3 separate regions of the Mus musculus genome follow, and all the other regions are linked to region 1. A link is a loop called in an ENCODE intact Hi-C map of the cell type or tissue named here. Cell type or tissue: left cerebral cortex. All regions are shown on one strand. Each heading gives the region's core, and the rest is flanking DNA. Links, peaks and the distances in the headings are about the cores only.

Region 1 (5,844 bases), core at 385-5,384:
ATAGCTAACCAGTACTGGTCAAGGTGGGCTTGCCCATCACTGACCCATAGTATCTGGGCTCCATTCTCTCCCGCCAAGGTGATCTGACGGGTCAAGACTGAAATCTCTTTCAAGGGTCCTGCTCTAGGTGGCACCCGCCTTCTGTCTTTTCCTTCTCCCAGTGTGAAATTCTTGGGGGAGAATTCCAATTTCTTCAGGACAATATCTCAATGGTCTGAAAGCCAAAGTGGGGAGAGAGGGCAGTGTCTCTTTAGATGGCATTAGGATGGTTAGGGCCTGACTGCATGAGGTCATGGTTTGCATTATGGGAAGAGTCTTGGGATTCTCTGTAGAGTGAACTCTACCGTTCCAGCTCCGTATCCTCAAGGGTGGGAGGGAGCAAAGTTGTGTGTTACAGGATGGGTGGAATTGCACAGGAGACTCACGGGAAAAGCCATTGCAGGAGGCATTGTCAGCCCTTTAGGCGTTTTCTACTGATTTATTTATCTTATGTATTTGAGTGTTTTGTCTGCATGTATGTGTGTGCACACACGCTGTGTTTGTCCCTGGTGCCCGAGGCACTCAGAAGAGGGCATCTGATCTCCTGGAACTGAGTTCAGAATGGGTTGTGGGGCTCCACATAGGGGCTGAGAGTTGAACCTGAGCCCTCTGCAGGAGCAGTGAGTTGTCTTAACCAGTGAGCTATCACTCTAAATGTTAACAGTAGTAGAATCTACTGTTCAGACAAGGCTAGTTTTGTTGTTTAGTTTTTGGTGGTGGTGCGGAGTGTTTATGGGGTGCATAGAGGTTGTGTCTTTGGAGAGAGGAGACAAGGTCAGGATACTAAGAATGGGAAGTTTAGTTTACAGTGTGGGGGCGGGATTAAGACTAGATAAAGATCAGAAGTAACAGTCTAAATGTCCAACAGCAGAGGCATAGATAAACACCACCACACACACATACACACCACACACATGACACATACACGCACAGACACATACCACATATACACACACGATACACAAAACACATACCACACATACATGATAAACAAAACATACACATGTATTTATACACACAATACACAAAACATACAATACAGACATGCACACTATATACCATATACACCACACACCATACACATGCACACACCACACACACACACTCACTTCACATACCACACACATCAGACACAACACATATATACTTCACACATACACTACACACACATATACAATACACAGAATATACAACATGTACATGCACACACAAAACACACACCACACACATGCACACATACCACACACACACTCACTTCACATACCACACACATCAGACACACACATATATACTTCACACATACACTACACACACATATACAATACACAAAACATACAACATGTACATACACACACAAAACACACACCACACACATGTACACACACACACACTATACACACTGCACACACACCACACACACACTCACTTCACATACCACACACGCCAGACATACACATATATACTCCATACACACACACACACACAAACACAATGGAATTTTTTTCCAGTCACAAAAGATGGAGTTAGGTTGTTTGCCTCCAAGGCTGTGGGTAAACAGAAGAATAATACCCCAGTTAGCCATTTGAACCCAAAGTGGAGACTTAGCAGTGGCTCAGAAAATTAGGGACAAATGCCCAATAAAGCCACTTTGTCAGTGGGGTGGGTTGTCACGTCTACTTCCGAGCAGGGTAGATTGAGTTACGGAAGGCCCCAGGCAGCCTGTTTAGACTCTGCCAACCAAAACACGCAGCCTGGCTGTGAATCCTGATCTAGGAGAACTGTGGGTCACAAGGCACAGTGATCTGTGTTACATAAGGGATGATGAGCAGCCTTGTTGGCACTGGCCTTTGCAGACACCTCAACAACCAATGTGAAGGTTTGCAGTTGAGAAATGCCAGAAGCAGGGACAGAGGAGGCCCTTGTTCGCCCATGCCCCACCCCACCCACCCAAAGCTTTCTTCAGCTCTTTCAAGGAAGATTTAAACTTGTGGGTTTGAGCTTCTGTGTAGTGTGCTTGGTTTCTGCATTGTACGTTTCCATGCAGCCGATGACCCTGTTAGCACTGACTCCCCTGATTTGATTCTGTTCTGCACATGGCCTCTGCAGTGCTGCGGAAACTGGCCAGGGGTCCCCACTTCCTATAAAGTGGGTTATCTGGGAGAAGCAGCCTGACCTGTATCTGTGCCTTTCACATTTAATTTGGGATCCATTTTTGTGCCTGTGCCTGTGTTACAGGTTGGTGTTACAGGCCCGTAAGAAGCCAAATAAGTTAAAATGTGCACTTGTTTTCTTCTTTAAAAAATAAGAGTGGTGTATGTGTGAGGGGGTAGTATGTGTGTTTGAGGGTATGGGGATGTATGGGGATGTGTGTGGTATGGGGAGGCATGTGGAGTGTATGGGTGTATGTGTGTGGGGTAGTATGGTATGTGTGTGTATGTGGTGTGTGTATGGTGTGTATGGTATGTGCGTTATGTGTTTGGAGTGTTGAGGTGTGGGGTATATGTGTGTGTGATGTGTGTGGTATGGGGAATGTGTGTGGTATGTGTGTGTGGGTGTGGGGTGTGTATAGTATATGTGTATGTGTGGTATATGTTGTGTGTGCAGTATGTGTGTATGGTGTGTGTGTTATATGTATGTGTATATGTTGTGTGTGTGGGTGTGGGGTGTGTATAGTATATGTGTATGTGTGGTATATGTTGTGTGTGCAGTGTGTGTGTATGGTGTGTGTGTTATATGTATGTGTATATGTTATGTGTGTGGTGTGTAGTGTGTGTGGTATGTGTGTCTGGGGTATGTGGGAGTGTGGTATGTGTGGTGTGTATGTTTGAGGTGTGGGGGTATGGCGTTGTATGTGTGTGCTGTGTGTGTGTGGTATGTGTGCTGTGTGTATGTGTGACTTGGCATACACATGAAGGTCAGAAGGTAACTTGTAGGAGTCGGTTCTCTTTTCCCACCGTGTAGGTCCTGGTTAGGCTTGATGGTAAGAGCCTTTACCCACTAAGCCATCTCACTACCCCTGGATTTTCTTTCCTTTTCTATGTGTGGGTGTTTTGCCTGCATGTATGTCTATGCATGGTGTGTACAGTGCCTGTGGAGGCCAGAAGGGGGCACCACACCCTTTGGAACTGGAGTTTTCTTCTAGTTATTTTTCAATGCTCAGTTTACAGAGAAAGGTGACTGAAGCCAATAGATGCCTTATACCAGGCATAGAGTTGCTCCAGGGGGCGCTGTTGTCCACCCCATCCCTCTCCCACTGGGTCCCAGGATATCTCTATCATTGGAAACCCAGCCTCCTCTACACTGCTTCCAGGACCTTTGCCAGGTCTCCCTGCCTCTGGTCCTGGCGCTTGGTAGATACTGTCGAATGCTCTCGGAGAGCTGACGTGTGGCCCCTTCTCTGGGCACAGGCTTCTATGGTAGTAGAATAGGATATCCCATGAGCCTGTTTTGTGCTTTTATTACCAAGGATTTACATAATAGCTTATGCTTGCAGAATAGCAAGTATTCGTACTGTGCAATATAATTGGAATATGGGTCTCTTTGTTGATTAAAGCTGAGAATATTCCATATCAGTTAGCAGCTCTATCTTGCTTACCTTTTTTTTGTGTTAAGCTTTATAGCACCATTCATAACAGTAAAAACATAATTGATTACAGCCTTCATCATTATGTTCTTTGGGGGGGGCACATCATTTTTCCAAGACTAAGTTTTATGGTAAGAATTTTTGAGAAAGTGCTGAGTCCTACAAATAGTATAAAATTCCGTTTTCTCTGTTAGCAGATATGCACAGAGTTGGCTGTCAGTGGACACTTCAGTATTTTATCTTGTTTGAAATTAGACTTAGCCAGTTGGCGGTATCTCTTGGCAGGCTGAAACTGATAAAAAGACATTGTTCCTTCGTGAAGTCAAGGACTTGGAAGGCCAACCCCCCGTTTGCTTATTGAGCATGGTCGTTTCTCTAAACTTTAGATCCTAAATAAATCTCCCTGCACTTTGCCGAGAGAACATTAGCACTGTTTTTTCAGTCTGCTTCTGGAATTTGTCGGTGCACAGGGCGGACAGTGGTCCCCATCCTCAGGCCAGTGTCAATGAGCAGAGTGAACACACGCCATCAGAAGGGATAAAGACTTTAGAAGCTCAGGCTGTGGAGGAGGGTTGGGTGTCAGGAACACAGCCAGAGTTGCAATTCTTCCCCCTTTTAGATGGTCCGTGTTTTCCTTGTCTGGCTTTGAATTTTTGATGTGGCTGAGGTTGACTGTCAGTTCCACCCTCCACCTCCTGAGTGCTGGGGTCTAGGTGTGTGGGGGCACATACACTCCGCTCACACGGTACTGGGATCGAACCCAGGGCTCTGTGTATACTAGGCCAGTTCTCTATCACCTCCACCATCTCCCCAGGACATCACCCTCATCCCTAGGTTACAATTTTAATTTAAATTGATTCAAGAAGCTGTCTGGAGGAGACACAGAAAGGAGCCAGCTGAGCCCTGCAGTGTCTCAGGTGCTATATGAGGGGTCAGATTGGCTGGTACAGCCTCTGTAAGCTGCAGAGGTCAAGCTGCACAACCAGGCTATGGGTGTGTACAGTAAAGTGAAGGCGGGGGAGTGGGTGGGGGGTAGGGGGTGGGGAGGGCATCGGTGGCGTCCAGATTGGATCTCTGTGGTGTTTTTATGACCGTGAATGATTAAAAACAACATCTCATGAAATTAAAATTTCATGTATGTGTAGAGAGAACATGCTCTGTGTGTGTGTGTGCGTATGTGTGCGTATGTGTGCATGTGTGTGTGCCTGTGTGTATGTCTGTGTGCATGTGTGTGGTGTGTGTGTGTGTGTGTGTGTGTGTCTATGTGTATGTGTGTGTCTGTGTGTGTGCCTGTGTATATGTCTGTGTGCATGTCTGTGTGCATGTCTGTGTGTGTGTGTCTGTGTGTGTGCCTGTGTGTATGTCTGTGTGCATGTATGTGGTGTGTGTGCCTGTGTGTGTGCCTGTGTGTATGTCTGTGTGCATGTGTGTGGTGTGTGTGTGTGTGTGTGGTGTGTGTGTGTGTGTGTGTGTGTGTGTGGTGTGTGTGTGTGTGTGTAGGTTGAAGGTCAACGTTGGGTATCTTCTTTAATCTCTCTCTAGTGTACTCTTTGAGACAGGGTCTCTCACTGAACCTCAGGTTTGCCAGTTAGCCTGGGCTGGCCGGCCAGCTTGCTCTAGGGATTGGTCGTCCTATGGTTGCAGGGACTCACTTCTTGATGTGGCTTCTAGGAATCAAACTCAAGTTCGCAACCTTACTCAGTAAGCATTGGACTGACTGGCTGAGCATCTCCCCCCAGTTCAGATGAGGGTTTTTTTTTTTTTTTTTTTTTTTTTTTTTGTTAAAGCACACTTCTACACAAATAATAGAAAATACCATTTGTTTTCAAAGCAAACATGGCGGGGAGCCCAGGCTTGGCATATTTACCACTTTACTTTTCTTTGTGACAAACTATCTGACAAGAAGACACATAAGGGAAGGGGGGTTCATTTTAGCTCATGGTGTGAGGCGTCCACGATGCCAGTGAAGACATGGGGACAGCTGTGTGGCAGTGGGGGCGATGACAGCCATTTGCTTACCGTTCAGAGAACCAGCAGCAGATTGGACTATGCACCCCATCCCCGCCCCAGGCCCACACCCTAATGATCTACTTCTTCCAACTTGGGCTCTCTGCCAGAAGGGTCCCTCAAATCCCGTAACAGCATCACCAGTTGGGGACCAAGTGTTCAACCTCAGGAGCCCATGGCAACATAACACCAGAGAGTGGTGGGTTCAGGTCCAG
Region 2 (5,000 bases), core at 1-5,000, 98 kb after region 1:
AGTGGATTTGATATATGAATGTTAGTTGCATTATAGACCATAAATATTCTATCTATTTTTAAAAGTATTGTTTGTAGACCTCACTCACAATTTCAGAGACTCGTGCTACCTTTCGAGCAAATAAATGGAATCACATTTCTAAAACGTCACCATTAGTAATCATTGATAAGAGCCAAGAAATTCTGCAACTGCACTTGCATTAAGTAACTACCATTGCTGTGTTATTAATCCAAAATATTCATGGCCTCACAAACACCTGCCACCAATCATGTGTGCCCACTAGTCTCAGAAGCTCGGAGTATTTTGTGCCTTCTATGCAGTTTCCTAAGACTTCTCAGGTAGAAGCTGAAGTGTTTAAAAAGGAAAAGAACCTGCCAGTCACGGAAGTCAGTCTAACAGAAAGACTGTTTGCTCTCCATAGTACCCTCCTAGCTCACACCGATCCTAGAGCACACCGCTGCTGTAGCGCAGTGGCAATCTGTGTCAAAGACTGGTTTTCCACTCATGGCTACAGATCAAGATTAGGTCATCTGACAAGAGAGAAAGTATTAGGAGTGACTGAAACTAAAATTTTATCAGAAGAGAAAAGGTTTATCTAAAATAAGCTGATGTGGAAATAGTATTCTATTCATAAAATTTATATACATCATTTTCATAAATGTACTTGATGTTCAGTTTTGGGTAAATAAGTCACTATAAAAAGGGAAGTCTAGGATACCTTCGAAATAGAAGATGCTACTGTGTGTTCTCTGCCTGCTATACTCGTCACAACACAGCACAGAGCATATGCTTCCCTCCTCCTTGCCTTTAGAGTTGTATTTATCTGCTTTTAAAAGAAACTAATTTTTAGAAGGGAAATTGTGAACCATTAGTTCAAATGCTACACTGCTTCCCAAACTGTCTGCTAAGTTATAACTACTGTGTTGGGAAGATAAGCTCATACATACAATAGAAAGGGCCAGAGCTTGTGGGGAGAGTTTTCAAAAACTCAGAACTAATGAAGGCCACAGTTCTGCCAGCCACTCAAAGTGAACTCTGCAGACGCACTGATGCCGCAGTGGTATGCCCCTTTGTGAAATATTCAAATAAAATCCAAGTTATCACAATTTTTAATCTGCTTATGTGGTCAAGGGGCCTTCTAGTAAGTTTCTTTTATTAATTAATCTGTGTTGAAGCCCTGATAAGAGTCAGAAGCAGAATTGGGGGGGGGGGAGCAGAGGGAGGGAGGGAGGGAGGACAAGGTTACCATGTGATCCCCAAATATACAAAATCAAATTCTTCAGTTCCATTAGCACAGAGCGAGAGCTGGGTGGGGTCTGCGGCCTCCTCCCCACATCAGAGCCGCAAACCCACTGTGCTCACTATGCATCTTACAGTGTGGAACTCAGAAACCCACCCCCAGCCAGGAACACAGAGACACTACTAGCAAAGACTGTGAAGAGTGCAGTTTTTCCTCAGTGAGGCCTGCACACACCAAACACTGCAAAATCACCTCAGGCTGGGGCTGCCTCCAAGAAATAAACACGGAACTCAGCAGCACTCACAGGATTTGGGCTGAATATAATAGACAATACAAACTCAATTTAAAAACAATAAACTATTCCCCTTTTTAAAAAGCCAAGGAGAAAATGAGGCAGTAAAACTACCTTACGGGGCTGGTGAAATGGCTCAGTGGGTAAGAGCACCCGACTGCTCTTCTGAAGGTCCAGAGTTCAAATCCCAGTAACCACATGGTGGCTCACAACCATCTGTAATGAGATCTGACTCCCTCTTCTGGTGTGTCTGAAGACAGCTACAGTGTACTTACATATAATAAATAAATAAATCTTAAAAAAACAAAAAACAAACAAACAAAAAAAACTACCTTACAACGAACAAGCATGTGACCACCCCAGAGAAAACACCCCAACTTCATCCACCACACGGCTGCTTCCCACGGACTTCAGACATGAGTTCTTATCATCGGTAAGGAGAAGCAATACCAGGGCTGGGGAGTGGCTCAGCAGTGAGGCGCTTGTCTAGAGTGCCTAAGGCTCTAGGTACTCTTCAGGACACGAAATATCAAAGCAACCAATAACAAGTCTCTATGGGAACAAAGCACTAGAGGCCACGTTAATAGGAAGAGTGTCAAAAATGAATTCAAGGAAAGGGTAAGTTCTTATTGCTTGGCTTATGTCAAACAAAGTAACAGAAACGGACATGACAGCTGGAAAGGCCTGTGCACCAGCCTCCTCCTTTCACCTGAGCCAGTGAAGCCACTCTGCAGGACCCTGCACGGACCCAGAGTTCTGTGTAAAGGAGCTGGACCCACAGTAGCCTGAGCTGATTGATAGCTGTGGATCACTGGATGCTGTCAAGTGTTTACACAGGAGAAATACATATCCGACTCACAGAGCCCTTCAATACACAGGAAACCACTTGTACCAAATCAAGATTGTGACTGCTAGCCAAGCTCCACAGTCACATTTACCTCACGTAAGATACTGTGCTTCCTAAATTTATAAAATAGCACACATAACTCAATATCTAATTTAAATCTCACAAACTTTAAAAAACTTAAAACATAAAAAGTGGAAAATTAGATTCACATGAGTAGAAAGACCTGAAGATGAAGAAGAAACACCTCTATCCACTGTAAAAATAAAGTACTTTTCCCTCCAGATTATATGACAGTACCAAATAGTGTACTTTCAGAAAGACCTTATATCTATGACAATCGGGACATTTTCAAAACAGAGAATCCTGGTAAGAGCAATCCAAGCTGGCCTCTAAGTCCGTCTGAGGAGCAGGGAGAGCACAGCATGTCTGGCTACACCGTGACAGCGGGAGGAGGAGGCTTCTCCAAGCAGAGGCAGGAGCAGCAGCATAAAAGGCACACACCATCCTCACAGGACCTCAGCAGTACACCCGCAGCACCGCTCCTTCCTCAAACTCCACTAGGAGCCATTACCAAACCACAACCCCAGCCAGCCCAACTTTCTACGCAGCCACACTAACCTATTTCTCGACTCTTACACTATTCCATCAAAGAAGTGAGCTCTAAGAAAGAGCACAACCCAACGATACCGTAAATCACTCATTACATCATAAAAGTGCTACCACACTGCCATCCTGTGGAAACACAGTTCCTGGCATTCACTGCTGCAAACTATGCTCCTGGTTAGAAAAATGCCCCCTAAAACAACTGGACTTATTCACATGTACAATTTAGTTTTACTCTGTTTAGAGAGAAATCGATAGAAATCCTAATCTTGTTTTTCCTCAGAATATTGAGTGGCAGTGGCATGGCAGCTAGTGAACCTGTGGCCAATGCCACACTGGGCTCCAGGTCCACTGAAACCGTAGGTTGATAAGAGTGCTGCGCTCACTTCCACACCTCCCTGAGAAGCCATTACAACTCGGCAGCACTCTCTGGGCCATCTTTTATTCTGGAGTGTCAGGGCATGATGTGGAGGTCAGAGGACAACCTAGAGGTCTCCCTTCCTCCTTGAGACAGGTCTTTCTTGGCTGTTGCATACCCTAGTGATTGAATTATGGAGCTACCATGGCTGCTTCAAATGTGTTCCAGTCAGGGCCTCACACAGTGCCTGTCACCTTTTCCTCTGCCCACGTCTCTGGAGTTTTAAGCTACTACTACTCTTCTTTCTGCAAACTTAAGAGAAGGGTCTGTGAACACACAAATCCACCTACATTAACCCACCATAGGGCCCACCAGCCCTTGTAAGTTACTTCATCTCTCGGTCAGTGTCAAATAGGAACAGCTAACAAAATATCCCTCTTCTGTTAGACAAGATACAGAGGAGAAAGACCTTACAATCCAATCAGTTCCACCTGACTGCTATCAAACAATATTAAAGTTTGTAAGAAGGTTGAAAAGTTTACTTAGTAAAGCCACCTTGCTACTTTGTGAGCACTCTGGCTACCGAGAGTTTTGGTAAACGGGTAAAGCCTGGGGAGAGCAGCAAGAGCAACAGGCAGGAAATAGGCTCTTCCGACTAGCAGGACAGCTGGGTGTGCGCACAGGCACAGGTATACACTCTTCTTCCCAGGGACACTGCTCATAGCCACCAGGTAGAGCATGTCACTGACACAGACATTTTACAAGGTCCACATTTGTAAAGGCAGGAAGATATGACTTCCTCAAACTACTCGAGCAAGATTATCACACTTTCCAATGGAAACAGAGTATTGCTGGGCAGTGGTGGTGCATGCCTTTAGTCCCAGCACTCGGGAGGCAGAGGCAGGCGGATTTGTGAGTTTGAGGCCAGCCTGGTCTACAAAGTGAGTTCCAGGACAGCCAGGGCTATACAGAGAAACCCTGTCTCGAAAAACAAAAAAACAAACAGACAAAGGAGCAAAAAAACAAACAGACAAAGAAACAAACAAAGAAACAAACAAAAGAGAAAGAAAGGAAGGAAGGAAGGAAGGAAGGAAGGAAGGAAGGAAGGAAGGAAGGAAGGAAGGAAGGAAGGAAGGAAGGAACCTTCTGCTACTAGCCAGTAGGAGACTAAGGGTGAGAATCTGGAGGATGAGAACCTAGAGGAAATGCACCCAGATTTAAAGCTCTAGTTCTGGGCTGGATCAGCAGTTAAGATCCAGTCAGTTGGCTTGGATCTTCCAGATGACCTGGGTTCAATTCCTAACACCCACATGATGGCTTACAACTGGGGTTCCAGGGGATCGGATGCCCTCTTCTGACCTCAGCAGGCACAAAGGCATGCATGCACGTGGTGCACACATACATGCAGTCAAAACAAAATAGGTATGTGCAATATAAAAATAAGTTTCAAATTCTACTTCTGTCTTACAGAAGCAATTCATCAGTTCTGACAAATGCTAGTGAGACAGCATCAGAACACAGGAGAGTAAGAGCACACAGGAGGGGGCTGGTGAGATGTCTCAGTGGGTAAGAGCACCCGACTGCTCTTCCGAAGGTCCAGAGTTCAAATCCCAGCAACCACATGGTGGCTCACAACCATCCGTAACAAGATCTGACTCCC
Region 3 (5,844 bases), core at 320-5,319, 540 kb after region 1:
AGTTTCTCCCCCCCCCCAAGCAAAGTTGCAGCCTATGGAACATGTTTGAGCATCTATAAATGGGCCCGGAGAACACCGATAGGAAATTGTGATTGGTTAAACCACCCCACCCCCAGGATATTTAATATTGGTCCCGAGGCTTTGAGAGAACAACTTGAATAAAACTCAGTGGGGGTGAGGGGCAGGGAATGGGGCTTACTGTTCCCTCACGTGTAATCAATGGTGCAGCTCCCGTGAGTGAGAGTTTACATGCAGAGCTGCGGCGGAGGACTTCGCTGTATTTTCTGGGTGAGAAATGGCTGTGCTCATCCCGTCCAGTGGAAAAGGATGATTGTGTGTGTTCTGTTGTCTTCTAATAGTCATTCCGTCAATAAAGCATCATTTCCGTCTTTTGAGGGGAGCTGGAGTGCCGGCATCTATTTCTGAATAAAAGAGGGATGCACAAAAGCTTTCCAGGTAAAAATCCTCCACACACCTAAATATGGAGAGCAGTATTTCCAAATTTATCTTTGTTTAAACATATTCACTTTATATCTCTCTCATGGCCCCCTCCCAGTCACCCTCTCTCACAATCCTTCTCCCATGCCCCCTCCCCTCCTCCTCTGAGTGGGTGGGGGTCCCCCTGTGTATTCCCCCACCCTGGCACATCAAGTCTCTGTGAGGCTAGGTGCATCCTCTCCCACTGAGGCCAGACAAGGCAGCCCAGCTAGAAGAACATATCCCACAGACAGGCAGCAGTTTTTTAGATAGCTCCTGCTCCAGTTGTTTGAGACCCACATGAATACCAAGCTGCATATATGCTGCATATGTATGGGGAGGCCTAGGTCCAGCCTGTCTATGTTCTTTGGTTGGTGGTTCAGTCTCTAAGAGCCCCAAGGGTCCAGGTTAATTGACTCTGTTGGTCTTCCTGTGGAGTTCCTATCTCCGTAGAGGCTGCAATCCTTCCTCCTATTCTCCCCTAAGAGTCTCCAAGCTCCATCCACTGTTTGGCTGTGTGTGCATCTGTCTGAGTCAGCTGCTGGGTGGAGCCTCTCAGTGGACAGCTGTGCTAGATTCCTGTCTACAAGCACAACAGAGTATCATTAATAGTGTCAGGGATTGGTGCTTGCTCTTAAGATAGGTCTCAAGTTGGGCCTGTTATTGGTTGACCACTTCAACCTCTGCTCCATCCTTTGTTCCTGCATTTCTTGTAACTAGATTAAATTTGGGGTTGAAAGTTTTGTGGATGGGTTGTGTCCCTATAGCTCCACTGGATGGAACTTGAGAATATCATCCTGAGTGAGGTGAACCAGACCCTAAAGGACATCAATAGTATGTACTTTACTTATAAGTGGACATTAGCCATAAAGTACAGGATACCCATGCTATACTTCACAGACCCAAGGAAGCTAAACAAAAAGGAAGACTCAAATAAGGATGCTGGAAACTCACTTAGAAGGGGGATAAAATAGTCATAAGAGGCAGATGGAAAGAGGGAACAGTGTGGGAGAGGGAATGGGAAGGGGGATGGGGGGTTGAGATCAGGTGTGGGGTGAGACAGGAGAGATGACCATGAGAAGATCATGAGAATGGATGGAAATCTGCCACTGACAGGGGTGGGGGTGGGAAGCATCTCCAGGGCAAGACAGAGATCTGGGATAAGAGATGAGCCCAAGAATCAATGGGGGGTGACCTTAGCCATGACTCATAGCATTGGGGATATGGAACCTGAAGAGGGTACCTCCTGTAGCCAGGCAGCAACCAAATCTCTCTCTCTATGGACAGTAGCCAACAGAAGACTAGGGCAAAGCTCTGTGCTAGTTAAAAGAAGCAGACGAAATCCTGAATGAGACTGGCCCTCACTTGGCTCCTGCTCACACTGCAGTAGATTGATTTCGAGGACAACAGAAGCCCTCTTTCGGGCAAAGAACCACTGGTGTTCACAGGTGACATCATCGCTCCACCCCTCAAAGGTAGAGTCTGAAGACTGCAGTTCAATCCTTCAACACTCTGTTGAGAGATGCCCCGCCCCCTGCCCTAGATACCTTTGCCACTTCAATCATTCGTGGCTAACAGTGATCTGAACATATTACTCTTGTCTTGACTGTTTCAGGAGAAGGGTAAGAAAAAGACCGCATTCACATAGCATCATCACAGAATGCTATTATAAATGTTTTATTTTATTGCTATTTATTGCTGGTGTCAATCTGTGTCTAATTAAATGCTCTCATTGGTAAATATGTATAGAAAAAAAACCCAATATACACAGGGTTGGGTACTACAGGCAATGGCGTACACTAGAATTGGGGTTCATCCCTCTTATCGATGTGGTGGACTGCTGTATCCAGTCAAGGATATAGTACAGTGAATGGGTACCAGCAGCCAGCTGTTTCCCAGCTCTTGGGATGCTTGCTGTTGGAATCCAGGCTGTAAGGAGGCTCATCTGCCCCTGCCTGGGCTGTGGAGATGCCATCTAGTGGAGTACAGGCGAACTGTTCCCGTCCAGACCTGACCAAATGCCCGATTAGTTAGCAGAACGTGATTGTTGTTTGACAGTGAAGTGTTACTTGAAACGATTATCACGAGTTGGTTTGCTGCTTAGAAACAACCAGCTGCAGTATTGCCCTGAATAGAATATGGAGGAAGGGAAGCCAAGCTAATGTCGATCCCATGGAAAGGCGCTGGGAGAGATTGGAAGACGTCAACCTGTGAAGTGTTTGTCCCACGAGAAGAGTGTGAGCACAATCTCCTGACCTGTGTAAAACATGTCCCTGACCTGTGTAAAACATGTCCCTGACCTGTGTAAAACATGTTCCTGACCTGTGTAAAACATGTTCCTGACCTGTGTAAAACATGTCAATTGTGGTAGCACGTGCTTGCAACCCCAGGGCTGGAGGGGTCGAGACAAGGCAGCTCCCTGGGACTCGCTGGCTGCCAACCCTGGCCTCCCTGGCAAATTCCAGGCAGTTAAGAGACCCTGTCTCCAAGAAAAGAGACTGCGATGGTACCTGAGGAGCAACAGCTAAGGTTGACTTCTGGTTCACACACACATATACACACACACACATGAAAACATACAACATATACACACAGAGGTCTTGGGGACTTCTCTTTGCTCTTGCTTTGACATTATTGGAGGGTGGAAGATGTGTGGCCCACCTGCTCATTGATCCAGGCAACACTCACCTGGATACTAGAGGCCATCCTAGACCAACCGGCCTCCCCTCTCCTGATCACTAATGTATGGGCAAGCTGGTTAGGAACATCAGTCTAACCCAGACTAGAGCATCTTGGGTGTTCATCCAACTGGAATAGTGCTGGTCTCTGTCATTGCTGGGATGTGGAGAGACAAGAGGCAATGCCAGCACGCCCAATTTCTACCGCCTTATAACAAGTTAGGAAAATAACTGTCAAGCATCATGCATGACTGCTAGGGAGCTAGCACTAATGACTCTGACACATGTATAAAGAAAGGTCACATGTTAAGAAAAAATATTTTACGGTAGTACACTTAAGTGATGAATGAAAATAACTATGGACACAAGAGTAACATTTTGAAATAGAAGATATGGGGCAGGAGAGGTGGTGGCTTGGTCAGTAAAGAGTCTGCTGTATAAGCACAAGAGCGAGAGTTAGATCCGCAGAACCCATGTAAACATGATAGTCTCGGAGATGCAGGGAGCTCCGGGGAGATGCACGGAGACACAGCTCCCTGGGACTTGCTCACTGATAGTCTAGACTCTCCAAGTTGATGAGCTCCAAGCCAGCAGGAGAATCTATTTCAAAGGGAAATGTGTGAATGGTACCTTCAGAACAAGCTGGAAGGGACCAGAGGAGACACCCAAGTTTGTCTTCTGATACACATACAAACACGCACGTGTACACTCACAGGAATACACAGAAACCAGAGTACTCTGAAAGCAAGTGATTTAAAGCTTCATGTATTAGACCCAAAGTCTCACGCTGAGAGAAAACAATGACTCCATTGTCGATTGAAATACTTTCCTGGCTGGGCAGAGGAGGCACATGCCTTTAATCCCAGCACTTGGGAGGCAGAGACAGGAGGATTTCTGAGTTCAAGGTTAGTCTGGTCTACAAAGTGAGTTCCAGGACAGCCAGGGCTACACAGAGAAACCCTGACGTGAAAACCCGGAAAATAAAAGAGAAGAAAAGAAAAAAAGAAAAGAAAAGAAAGGAAGTACTTTTTCCTTCTGGCACTGGAAGCTCCTCGGCATGTGGCTGTGTGACTGGACACCGATGTCTGCTGAGCTGCACAGGAAACAGTGAGCACAGATGCTATCCACCTCTTCCACATATCAGTTAACCGTGATCTATCACAGGACGAAACCCACAACAACTGCCTCTCCTTTGTGATTTGAGAAAGAATATGTGCTCTGATGGGTATGACAGAACAGGTGGATCTTGGAAAGTTGTTGGAGGAAATGTAACAGTAATTTTAAAAGCAGTGTTGACAACGTCTGCTCTCTGGCACTTACTGCTCTTCTAAAAGTCAGCACAAGGGGTGCTTCCTGTTATGCGGATCAGAACGCAAACCCTTTCTGATTGGTTTTTCCTAAAAGTTGGTGTGCGTGGAGACTTAGCTATTGTTTATTATTTAATTATTAATTATTAGTAAATTTCCGTTTTCTGAGACAAAGTTTCTTGGTGTAGGTCTGGATGTCCTGGAACTCACTCTGTAGGCTGATCTCAAACTCACAGACATCTGCCTGCCTCTGCCTCCCAAGTACTGGGATCAAAGGAGTGGGCCACCATGCCTGGTGAGTTAGCTGTTTTCAAAGCCTTAGTTTGGTCTTGGGTGTTGTGACTCCCATATGATTTAGATGCTCTGCTGTGGCCCAGGGCAGGAGCTTGATATTGATACATATACATATACATATACATATACATATACATATACATATACATATACATATACATATACATATACATATACATATACATATACATATACATATACATATACATATACATATACTCTCCAAAGCTAAATAGCTATATAAAAACTTTAAACTGTCTACATGACAGTGACATCTCAGCTTAATGAGTCACCTAGTATACAAGGTGTTAGTGCTTGGTGAACATTTATTCCGGTCAGCAATCGGTGTATGTAGGTACCTCAGTGATGTGAGACTTCAGCTTTATTTTTGCCAGTTTTGGTCATATCACAAGATTTTCAGAAGATTTATTTGTTACATTAATAATACACATGGTCCCTGACTTCCATGGGCCCTGGGGTTGGCATGCAGGAGATTATTAACTTTCACTGTTAGTTCTTATAGGGACTGGTACACAGTGAGGCTTGTGCCTAATGGTTCTGATACGCTCTGAAGACTGCACTGTGGGGAGATCCACAGAACTTAGAAATGCATCTCTGCCCACTGCTGAGCCACTCCCAACATGGACCTTTGTGTATACGTGGGTGTGGGCACGTGTTTGGTGCCTGTGGGGATTAGAGGCCAACACTGCTGTCATTCCCATGAGCCTCCGTTTCTGAGATAGTGTCTCTCTCTGGGACCCTGAGGCTTATCGATTCCGAAAGGCTGACTGGCCAGACCAAGATCTGCCTGGCTTTGTCTCTCCTATGCTGGGATTACAAGACTGTGCCCACTACTCCCATCTTCTAACTGGGTGCTGGGTATCAAACTCATGTTCAGATACTTGTGCACTTTACAAGTCACCCATCTTCTCTCCTTTGCCTTGAGACTGTGAACTTCATTGTACCATAGACCTCTGTCCATTCTCAGGACTGTGGTTACCTTCTTTCGGGGTTCTTCCTCCTCTGCACCGTAATGGGGACAGAGCACTACTCAGTGTGGGCACAGAACCCAGCTGTGCAGCCTTGTG

Evidence for each region. Hi-C counts contacts between places; a loop is a spot of excess contacts. Peaks named below come from ENCODE experiments on the same cell type or tissue, not always from the same donor. Only the 100,000 strongest peaks of a DNase experiment are listed, where the experiment ranks them.
Region 2: a loop joins it to region 1, with 7 times the contacts of the local background. A loop is called at or near these places in 9 of 42 quality-filtered maps.
Region 3: a loop joins it to region 1, with 4 times the contacts of the local background. A loop is called at or near these places in 12 of 42 quality-filtered maps.

What each region holds. Positions count from the first base shown.
Region 1 is chr9:115,159,995-115,165,838 of GRCm38, forward strand. All of the region lies in intron 4 of Osbpl10 (oxysterol binding protein-like 10), which reads left to right. Among named protein-coding and RNA genes, the nearest start is that of Gm4665, 23 kb to the right of the region's middle. In left cerebral cortex, for the core only: a CTCF peak has its summit at 3,190 (motif pointing right); DNase peaks (open chromatin) are centred at 1,805 and 3,243; H3K27ac peaks cover 732 bases.
Region 2 is chr9:115,258,673-115,263,672 of GRCm38, forward strand. The region is part of intron 5 of Stt3b (STT3, subunit of the oligosaccharyltransferase complex, homolog B (S. cerevisiae)); the gene reads right to left. Among named protein-coding and RNA genes, the nearest start is that of Stt3b, 49 kb to the right of the region's middle. In left cerebral cortex, for the core only: CTCF peaks have their summits at 1,729 (motif pointing left) and 3,123 (motif pointing left); a DNase peak (open chromatin) is centred at 3,013.
Region 3 is chr9:115,702,001-115,707,844 of GRCm38, forward strand. No RefSeq gene overlaps it. Among named protein-coding and RNA genes, the nearest start is that of D330037F02Rik, 39 kb to the left of the region's middle. In left cerebral cortex, for the core only: a CTCF peak has its summit at 2,464 (motif pointing left); a DNase peak (open chromatin) is centred at 2,452.